2 separate regions of the Homo sapiens genome follow, and region 1 is linked to region 2. A link is a contact called in ENCODE Hi-C or POLR2A ChIA-PET data. All regions are on one chromosome and are shown on one strand. The core of a region is the stretch at or near the end of the contact, and the rest is flanking DNA. Distances in the headings are between cores, read along the strand shown.

Region 1 (5,150 bases), core at 608-3,107, 620 kb after region 2:
GATCAATGTAGGGAAACTGATCGGGGTGACCGGGAGTTCCAACAACGACCCACCACACAGCCTGAACAGCTGTGAAGTGTAGTGACCCGTCTGGGGGCCACCCAGTTCCAAACTTTGGCCATTCTACTTCGCAGAGTGTCCAGAGTTTGCCTTTTTTAAGGCGGACCCCGTAATCATCTGAGAAGCCTAGAGAGAAATTCTGCAACATACACTGGAGAGGACTCCAATCTTTATGGGGCCGGGAAGAAGAGTTTACTATTCTGGAGGCAATTAACAAGGTTTGAACAAAAATATTAAACCCAGCATGGACAAAGATATTCACGGCCTGGGAGGCTATGGTATCAGAAGAACAGAAGTATTATAGCTAGAAGAAGTAGGAAAACAACTATAGCCAATATTTCTTGCCACATAAGGTCTGTCTCCTCAAGCTTCGAGATCTATGGAGAGGATAAGAGGTGGGTCCAAGGGATCCTCAGCCAGTGGGACTTAGGTGACCCCCCCTTCTTGACTTATATCCCAAATAACTTTGGTGTCTCCACGACTCGAAAGCAAAATGTTCAAACTCGGTCCTTTCCTTCACGGGTTTAAGGAGGGAGAACACAGCCAAGTCTTAGAGACGCTGGACTTGCTGCAACACAGGAAAATGAGATGTGCAGGGTAAGGGATGGGGATGAGGAGGAAAGGGGCCACTTGGATTTCCCTAAAGGTTGGAGAGTAGCCAAAAGAGGTAAAATAAGAGTCCAGACAGAGTAGAGCAGTATGGGTGTAGGTTTCTCTGCACAGTGCCTTATTTAAGGGCATGGGAAAAGTTATGGGATGACAGAAAAGGTGAGTAAGGAGGTCAGCAGGGTGGCTATTTTGGATCCACCACTGGTCTAAGGAGAAGGTGGACCAGTCGTTGGGGCGTGGGGTATGGCAATCCAAACGCCAGCAATCTTTATGGTGCCAGAAATCCTAAACGGGTGAATGTCTTCCACACCCTTCCCCATAACAACACCTAATTTGTTTCTGACAGGAAAGGCAGGACTGGGATGGCCAGCCCAACCGACTAATGAGGAATTTGACCTCCTGGGATAGAAAATCTGTACTAAGGACCTTGAAGAAGTCCTTGCCCAGTCATTTTGGGCAGTATCGACGATCCGACATATGAAATTTAGACAGACACTAAACAGGACAATAGGCACTGGGGTATATAAACAAGCATGGCAATTTTTATAGACAGACAAGGGGAGGGGGTCCCGTGATGGGATCAGTCAGATGCCCTCCTGGCTGCTCCCCTTTCGGGGACTTAGGCTCCTCTTGGCATTGGCAGGCTGGTATAAACCCCTGGCTTGGATCGAGCTATGCCTGATGCCGCCCTAAGCCTTATGAGGTCACCACGGAACCACAGGTGAGGGCCTTCTCGAATTCCCTAGCTTTCACCCTGGAGCTACAAACTGGAAATTCAAGCGCAAGCCCTTGAACTCCACATTCACTCACTCACTCACTCACTCAGAGTTTATTACAATTTTTATACCCATTCTAAAACAGAGATCTCCCGGAGACCTGAATGAGAGAGGGAGAAGAGATAGAGAGAGAGAGAGACTAGACTTAACAGAGAATCCTGACAGAAACCAGGACTCTGTCCTCCAGTGTCCTGGAGCATGGACAGAGTCTGAGGGAGGACCTTCGTCAGGGCCGTTTCCCTCCCAGAGAGACAGAGTCAGATCTGACTTACCTTCCCGGGACTAGAGACTGAGGACTCAGGAGTTGAATTTGGCTGGGCGCACCGGCAGTCGATCCGTTCCCCTCCAGAAGACAGTGGCCTGTGGAGCCCTGGAACGTCTTCAGGTGGCCCTGTAAGCCAGCTGTCTGTCTGGGGAAGCCCGGAATGAGTCAGGTCTTCACCCGGTGGCGAATCTCTCTGGGGCTTCCAAATGTCGTAACCGAGCAAGTCATAGAGAGAATGCCACACTCTGAGACTAATTCAGGAGTCCTTTATTGCTGGCGACTGAGAAAGAGCTAGAGCTTGAAATTCTCTCGGTCCGGAAGAAGAGGCTAGAGTTCTTTTTATACCTTGGCCTAAAGAGGGGAGGGGGAGTCTAGCTGAAGCAATTTTTTACAGAAGCAGAACAGGAAAAAATTAAAAGATAAATGGTTACAGAAACAGTTACAGGAAAATAAACAGTTCCAGGTGCAGGGGCTTAAAGTATCCCAAAGTGATAAAAGCAGGGGCTTTGGATACCACCAACCAAGTGTGCTCCCAGGAGCTGCTGGTACAGCTTGCCTCAGTATCTTATCAATAAGCGCATTCTTGGATGTGCTTGGAGTCAGCTTGCACCAGTTATGTCCTTAAGGAGGGGGACAAGGGGCTGCAAGCGAAGAAACCAAGCTAAGACTCTCTCAGCTATTGACTCTCTCGATATTGACTCTCAATTGAGTCTCCCAAGCTATTGACTCTCTCAGCTAAGAAAGAGTCAATCAGGATAAAACAAGATAGGGTATCACAATTTGATCTGCAAGATTATTTCCTGGACTTGTGAAAGGCGAGTCGTTTTGGTGCCCTGGGACATGTACAATAGCTATCTCTTCTGGCAATTGGAGATTGTTGAGGACACGAGCATCAGTTCTCTATGAACTAAATCTTGGCCTCTACTATTGATAAGAGCCCTCTCCATCCAAATTTTCCCAAATGTGTGTGCCTCCCCAGAGGGATACTTAGAGTCAGTATAGATAGATTTTCTTGGTTTTGTAAATGTCCTAAAGCTTGGCTGAGTGCAAACAGTTCACACCCTTGGACAGACCAATTATTAGACCCCCTTCCTGATTTTACTTTTTTAACAGTCTTTCCATTAATCACTGAATACCTATTATGTCTCTTTCTTTTAATCACCTGGGAGGTTCCATCTATGAATAAGTGCCACCCTGTCTTGAAGGGAGTTTTTCCTAAGTCTGGTTGAACTTTCGTATGGTAATTAATTCGATTTAAACACGCGTGCTCTCTCGTTTTACGTTTGGATCCCCCGTTAAAGAGCCTGCTGAATAAAGTGAATTATTAGTACTTAATATTAAATCACCTTTTTCCCAGAAAGATAGCCTCATATTTTAAAATTTTTGAGTTGGTAATCTCCCTCCTTGCGTTTTGATTTAATATAGTTTTAACTTGGTGGGTTGTGGCCTGAAGCGGCTGGGGAGTAACTTGAAACCTCAGCTGAAGGGACAGCACAGGCTGGGGCGTGGCCTGAAACAGCTGGGGAGTAACCTGAAACCACAGCCGGAGGGACCTGAGAGGGGAACCAAAGGGGCAGGATTGGGGGCGCTGAAGGAAGGAAGGTGATTTAGAGGATCCCATGTCTTGGTAGGTATGGGTTGTCTAGGCATGGGAACTCTTTCCTTTTTAGAAAGGTTGGTTTCTGATTTTCTCCCTCCAGAGTCTAAAGGGTAAAGGAGAACTGGTCCCTGCCGCCAGCAGAGGGCGTAATCGATTTTTCCTGGGACACAGGGCTCTTACTGTTAACATATTTGATTAACAGCTGACAAATTCGCTCTTCATTAGACTTAAATTTTGGCCAGAAAAGTGAGGGCTTAAGGATGGGTTCTCGAACTTAAATAAAACAACAATATTCTATCATCTGCTGTTTTTGTTTATACTTGGTTCTCTTATTATTTTTTCAATACTTTAGCATAAGCCCCAAGGGGCTATCAGAAGGAAATTCATCACTCTCTAGACTCTTTAGTTTTCCTGTCTTACTTGAAACGTTCCCCATCTTAGGGATTATGGGGAGGAGGCCCAACCCCTCCTGTGAGATTTCTACCCTCCCCCTTCCTGGAGGCTTACTGAGGCTTTGGGGAAAGGCTCCAACCCAACCTGTTTGGATTTCTACCCTCCCCCTTCCTCTTTGTCTACTCTGTCTGTTCCTGACTCTAGTTGACAGATGGCAGCATGAGGCCATAGAGAAGACTCACTCACTCCACATAACCACCATACTAAGTCCCATTCATACACTGTCAGCCTCCAGCTTATCCCAACCACCTGGGAAATACTTTGTCACCTTCGCCAAGTCTCCTACCTTATTCCATGCACAAGAATTTCCTGGTCCTCTTATTGTTGCGGTCTTGCAAGCTTCTCCTCCCCGCTTTGCTGAGATCCAGACTTATTTGTCACAAAGCGGGGGGGGGGCCCTGATCTCCCTCAACCTAGGGGCACGGTAACTAGACAGTAGGATGCGTCCCCTCCGGGTGGGGTGACCGAAGGCCCCCTTCCCAAAGGAGAAGATTCGAGCCCCAAAGTTGGGCTCCAGAACTGTTAGGAATAACGCTCAAAATCTTAAGGAAATTGAACACTTGAACAAAGGATTCTTAGCAAAGCAATTTTACTTCTGCGCAGAGAGGTGCCTCCTTGTCCAGTCGCCATGAGAGCACACCTGAAAAAGGGGCACGAGAGCCTTTACTCCTGACACAAGTACTGCCCCTGTACCCTTTCTCCATTGGCCAGGGTCAGGTCGTACAATCTAAACTAATCCTGGTTGGCTAAACATTGGATTTTTTTTAGATAAGGTGGGCACGTAAAAAAGGCAGAGAATAAAGGGGAAGGGGTGTCTGTAATGAGCTAAAAAGTTAGTCCTCTTTCCAAATAAGGAAAGGAATGTGAGCAGGTACAGATACCACCTGGTACTGTGGCATGCCTGGGCATGTAACAAAGGAAAAAAGAGAAAAAAGGAGAAAAAGGAAAAAAGGTGGAGGGATTACTATGAATTAAAGAATAAAAGATTGATCAGGTTATCTGAAGAGAAACCTCATCATATCCCACACATCCATCCATCCATCCATCCATCCATCATTCATCCATCCATCCATCCATCCATCCATCCATCATTCATCCATCCCCAATCCATGTATCCTTCCACCCATCCCTCCTTCCATTTGTCTTTCTATCCATCCTTCCTTCTTTCCATGTTTCCAACCATCCATCCATGCCTCCGTCCCTCCACCCATCCATTCGTCCATCCATTGTTCCATCCATTCCATCTATCTATTTATTCACCAGATATTATTGAGGCGGGGAATACAATAATTAACAGAACTCAAAAATCCCTTCTCTCATAGAGCTTACATGCTAGTGGGTAGAAACAGGGTAAGCAAGCAAACAGCAAATATATAAAATACATGAC
Region 2 (5,158 bases), core at 1,139-3,638:
ATAACTTTTTTTTAATATAAATTCTGCCTCCCCCCTTTTCTTTCCTTTTTAAAAAAGCGAACTTTCTTTATGTCTTTGGACTAGACTGTCTAAGGCCACAAGATTAGAAGTTACCAAAATACATGTTACACTGTTAACTTTTAGCAAACTTCACTTTTGTTGAAAACCTTGTAAGTTTGAGATTTCAATTATCCTTTGCTATTAATAAGAACTTGTTTAGTCTAAACTCTTAGAATTGGTACAGATGGCCTCTTTTTCTCTTTTCTGGTCGTTCCTTGGCTCTGCCAGCCGCTTATGCTGCTGTTCTCTTAACTACTGTGGTGGGGGAAAGGGGGTCTAAAACCAGCTGTAACTGTCTATGTACAGAAACCGGTCTGGGTGCTTTGGCTTACAGGTTACCTTGTGCCATACCTTTGAAACAAGGGACCTGTCCAGGCTTCCTTCTGGTGGCCAACCTACCTCTAATGCTAGCCAGTCTATTTCACACAAAGTTCTAAGTTTTCCTGGTGTCATACTAACACCGTAATCTCCTTTAAATTCTCTCTTGAAAAAAAATTTTTTTAACATAGGTCCCAGTGGGGTGGGCTTACTTTGCACCTGACCCATGTTTTTTTTTTTTTTTTTCCAGACAAAATACCACGCTCACACCACACATACCACAAGACAAAGAACAGGTAAAGAGGGCACACACACTTTTACCGTTTATACCAAACCAAAATCACGAAATTCAAAATCCGAGTACCAAAAAATTCAAGCCAAGTCAAAACCAAAACCAAAGTATCCAGCAATTCAAGTCAAGTCAAAACCAGAACAAGAGTGCCCATGCAGGCATGCTGTGGGTGATCAGGCCACGTTTCCACTCAGATGGAGTGGGGCAAGTTCCAAAGACTAGTCTTACCAAGTCAAGCCAAGTCAAAACCAGAACAAAAGTGCCAATACAGGCACACCGTGGGTGATCAGGCCACGCTTCCACTCACGTGGAGTGGGGCAAGTTCCAAAGACTAGTCTTACCAAGTCAAGCCAAGTCAAAACCAGAACAAAGATGTCAATACAGGCACACCGTGGGTGATCAGGCCATGCTTCCACTCACATGGAGTGGGGCAAGTTCCAAAAACTAGTCTTGACAAGCTTCAGATGTCTGGACTTCAAGTGCCAGTTCCTTCCCGGTGTTCAGCCAGTGTTAATCCTTCTCGGGAGCCTGCTATGCGCTGCTCTGGCAAGGCATTCCACCGGGGCCATTTCCTACCCGGGAGCGCTCTTTGGATTGCGTCAGTCAGGCTGGCCGGAGTCCTCTGCAGGGACGCTCCACAGGGCTTGTCAGTCACCTCGCTTCCTGGTCAGGGAACCAAGGACTGTAGCAGGACAAGCCACAGACAAAACCTCTCAGACACGGAGCTGTAGAAGAAAGGGCTTTATTCAGCTGGGAGCATTGGCAAGCTACTGCCTTAAAATCCGAGCTCCCCGAGTGCACAATTTCTGTCGCTTTTAAGAGCTCACAACACTAAAATTTCACATGAAAGGGTCGTGATTGATTTGAGCAAGCAAGGGGTACGTGACAGGGGCTGCATGCACCGATGGTCAGGGAGAAACAGAACAGGGCAGGGAGTTTCACAATGTTCTTCTATAGAATGTCTGGAATCTATGAATAACATCGGTTTCTAAGTCATGAGTTGATTTTTAACTACTAGGTTTAGGCCAGGCAGGCCCAGGTCCAGTTTTGGGCCTGGCGCTGGGCTGCCTGTCTTTGATTTCACTTCCTTTTTTTTTTAAAAAAAAAAAAAAAAACAGGTACTGAGTATAAAACAATATGAGAGGGTCTCTCTCTTCCCTCGCTTTAACTTTCGGAGGGCTGAAATTCTTTCTAGCCTTGGTTAATACAGCAATTCATTCCATTCTAGCTATTGTTATTTCTCTTACTATAATTTTACTATTAGTACTTACGCTATTCTATTATTTTCTTAATTTTCCACTTAATTAGGATAACAAACCGAGGCCGGGCTCCCATCCTCCTCAAGCACACGAGGGGGGCCTGGCCCAGCAGGGAGCTTCGCCTGGTTTCTGAGGGAATTCCCGGCGGGCCTTTCCAAAACATGCCCGTTCCCTTCCGCTAACTTCAGGGGCCAAGAATTGAACTTTCACCCTCCTCAAGCCGGTGGCGCTGCCTCGCTGGCGTTCCCAGCGCGCAGCCAACCGGATGCCAGCCGGCGGCATTACCACTGCCAGCATGGGGCGCCCGCGGACCTCCGACTGAGGCAGCTGCCGGGAGCCGGAAGTGTCCCGGGCGCCGGGACTGCGAGGGGGCCGGGAGTTCCCCAAGACCGGAAGTGTCCCGAGGCCGGGAGCCCGCGGGACCCCGGAGCGCGCGGGGCCGGAAGAGGCGGGCGGCCAGTGGAGGTCCGCAGAGTTTGGGCGCCAGGCGAGACGGCAGGGCTTAAAGTTCCGGGTGAGGCGTGGGTCCCACAACCGCTTGGAATTTGCCTCCCGGCTCCGCTCTGGAAGCTAAGAAGGGGCACGAGAGCCGGAGACGGGAACCTGAGAGCAGGGAAGCCAGTAGCCGGCCGGAGGAGCGCGCGGCCGCTCCAGTCGGAAGGAGCCGTTGCAGCCCTGCCCGGCGTGTGGCGGGGTCAGCGAGGCCCCTGCGGTGCTTCGCCCGCGCCTTCCGCTCCGCACTCACCCGCCCTCTGGGCCTCCCACAGGTCGGCGCCGCCAGCGGCGGGTACCGGCCCGCAGAGGGAGGGCGGGCTGTGAACTGGCAGCACATCGCGTTCCCGCGGGGCCCCCATTCTGCCCAGGCAGGGAGCGGCTGGGATGGGACTGAGGTCGGTCCGCGAGCGCGGTGCCCCAGAGACCCGGCTTCTGGAAGTTGCCGCGGCCTGCTCTTGGGGCCCAGAAGTAGGGCGGGGAGGCGCGGGGTCTGGAGTCTGCAGGACCTGGCTGCGAATCCAACCAGCTGATTTCAAACTTTTCTGTGATCTTCTGCAAGTTAACTAAGTCTCAGTTCCTCGTTTGCGAAATGTACTTAATAGGCACCCCAGGGTGAACTAAATTTGTCCGCACAGACTGCAGCATTGCGCTTGGGAGGCGCCTTAGGGGGTAGGAGTCACTAATATCACTGAGTTTTGACAGAAATGAAGGTGCATTGGCAAAGGTGTGCCCCATGGCCGGGCAGGTTAGGAGGAGGGCCTGGTAATATTTTTTCTTAAATTGTAAACAGCCATCTGGATGAGCAATGCATTATCAAATTATGATTCAGAGAGGACTATCGCTGACTACTCTTTTTTTTGGGCAAACCTCCGCTTCAGGAGCTTCTGGCTTGATTCCTAAGTGGAAGGTAGAGACCTAGGCCCTCTGAGTCACAACTCCATCTCTCTGGGTGAGGACTGAGCTCCAGGACTGCTGAGTGGAGGCAGAACAATTGGGATAGGGAAAAGAGAGGCCAAACTAGATCAGAGGCTGGCGTGGGCTTCAGAATCTACAGACTGGCACAGTTAATGCCTCCGGGCCCCTATTGCTGCTTCAAGTTTGACCAATCAGAAGTATCTTTAGCTTAAGGGCGGCGTGTTGGCCAATGAGACTTTATTGTGAAATAAAATGCCCTCAGTTTCATTTAACTGAGCCACCATAGAAGAGTAGAGAAATCGAGTTGGCCAGATGAGGGAGAGGCCATTAAGAGGTATTTTAGGGATTGAATGGGCTGGGCACCCAGAGGACAGTGGCATTTGGGGTGGTAATGAGAAGGAACATTAGGGGCCTCCGCCTCCTTCCGTTCCTCCTGTGCTGAGTCAGTCAGCACAGAGGCTGCAGGAGGTATCTCTGGTTGGCTTTGGCTGCCTGTAGGGGGCACCAGCTTTGGGGAGGTCAGAGGGCTCTCTCCTGAGCTGCTGTCCTGCCCACAATCACACCTGCCTGATGCCTGTGAATGGCCGTCTGAGTCTCTTGGGCCTTGGTCACTTCTGGCCTGCCCTGCACCGACCAGTAACTGTGCCTGATGACTGGAGGTATGGGAATTCACCGGACTTTATTGTTCTTTGTAGGAATCAAAGATCAACTCCCACTGAGGACAAATGGACCTGTAATTCCGGGTGTGACGAGAGAACGAGATTTACCTTCCTGAATTAAAAAACAGGTCATTAAGCTTGGGCCCTGACTCTTCTTTGTGAGAAGGTACAGAGATGGAAACCTTACAATCCGAGACTAAAACGAGGGTCCTTCCCTCATGGCTGACAGCCCAGGTGGCTACAAAGAATGTGGCACCAATGAAGGCCCCCAAGAGGATGAGAATGGCAGCAGTGCCAGTGGCAGCAGCAAGGTGCGACAGCTCTGGTCAGAAGACTCCTGCGAATCTGGCAAGTGGAGCAGGGGCCTCCATGACCTGGGCCAGGTCTTCCAGCCTAGGCAGAACAGCAAGATGGGCGGGTGTTTCAGTCTGATCATCTCTTGAGCTTTTAGAAGGTGGAGGGGCTGTGGGCGGGAGGCAAAGCGGGTTAACCCTCGAGGACAGGCACCCACTTCTGCCTCTGCACTGGTGAGTGCCCTGCCCTCAGCACACACAGAGTGGGTTCTCCATGTCAGCCAGTCTCTGATGCCAGTTGTCCAGAATGCCAGTCTCTTCCTTTACAACAAACATGGTAACATCAGATGGGCAAGATCAGTGGAAGGGTCTGTTCTGAGTGGTGCCTGCCCCTGTGGACAGACCTTTAGGGATGGACAGATGAGCAGCAGCTGCAGGGCCAGCAAGAGCTAAGGAGCTGGGGAGTGAGTTAGTTGAATGACGGTAATTGCCGGGGGGGGGCGGGGGGGGGGTGGTGAGTCTCCAGGCTGCACTGTGAAGTGGGCGGGGCCCCAGCACTCGGTGTTTCCCTCTCTGGCTCCTCCTCCTCTAAGGTTTCCTGACTGACAGCCTTCCCTTGTGACTGCTGCCGTCTTTCCCTAAGTCTGGTCCTGCTTTCAGGTTCCTCTCAGTACAGCCTCAGCCCGAGGTTCCCTTCCTCTTGCATCCATGTGTGTGTTTCAGAGGCGGCCATCCTTCCCTACTTCCAGATCCTTGTAGGGCAGTTGGTGGAGGGTGGGAGGCACCCCGGTGTTGCCTCCATGAAGCCCTGTGCCAGTCACTGGGCTGCAAGGCTGAGGAAATTGTGTCCGTGTCAGAAAGCTCCTC

The links. Hi-C counts contacts between places; a loop is a spot of excess contacts on that map. ChIA-PET counts read pairs that join two places held with the same protein, here RNA polymerase II (POLR2A). Pooled maps may share reads with other maps.
Region 1: a loop to region 2 is called in a map of psoas muscle, with 2.9 times the contacts of the local background. The contact joins the promoter of AKR1B15 here to the promoter of CYREN in region 2. A Hi-C loop is called at or near these places in 3 of 168 maps with a recorded cell type or tissue (gastrocnemius medialis and psoas muscle), 2 of 37 single-sample maps with no recorded cell type and 6 of 50 pooled maps. POLR2A ChIA-PET finds 5 or more read pairs at or near these places in 1 of 52 experiments (A549).

The regions. Positions count from the first base shown.
Region 1 is chr7:134,545,817-134,550,966 of GRCh38, reverse strand. AKR1B15 (aldo-keto reductase family 1 member B15) reads right to left here and starts at 1,857. Exons shown (of 12, transcript NM_001080538.3): 1 at 1,718-1,857. It overlaps LOC105375520 (a long non-coding RNA gene), which reads left to right. Exons shown (of 3, transcript XR_928005.3): 3 at 1-3,610. RefSeq lists an enhancer at 1,787-1,846.
Region 2 is chr7:135,167,937-135,173,094 of GRCh38, reverse strand. CYREN (cell cycle regulator of NHEJ) reads left to right here and starts at 2,388. Exons shown (of 4, transcript NM_024033.4): 1 at 2,388-2,443; 2 at 4,035-4,309. The coding sequence starts at 4,173. RefSeq lists enhancers at 1,648-1,867, 3,948-4,077 and a silencer at 2,248-2,857.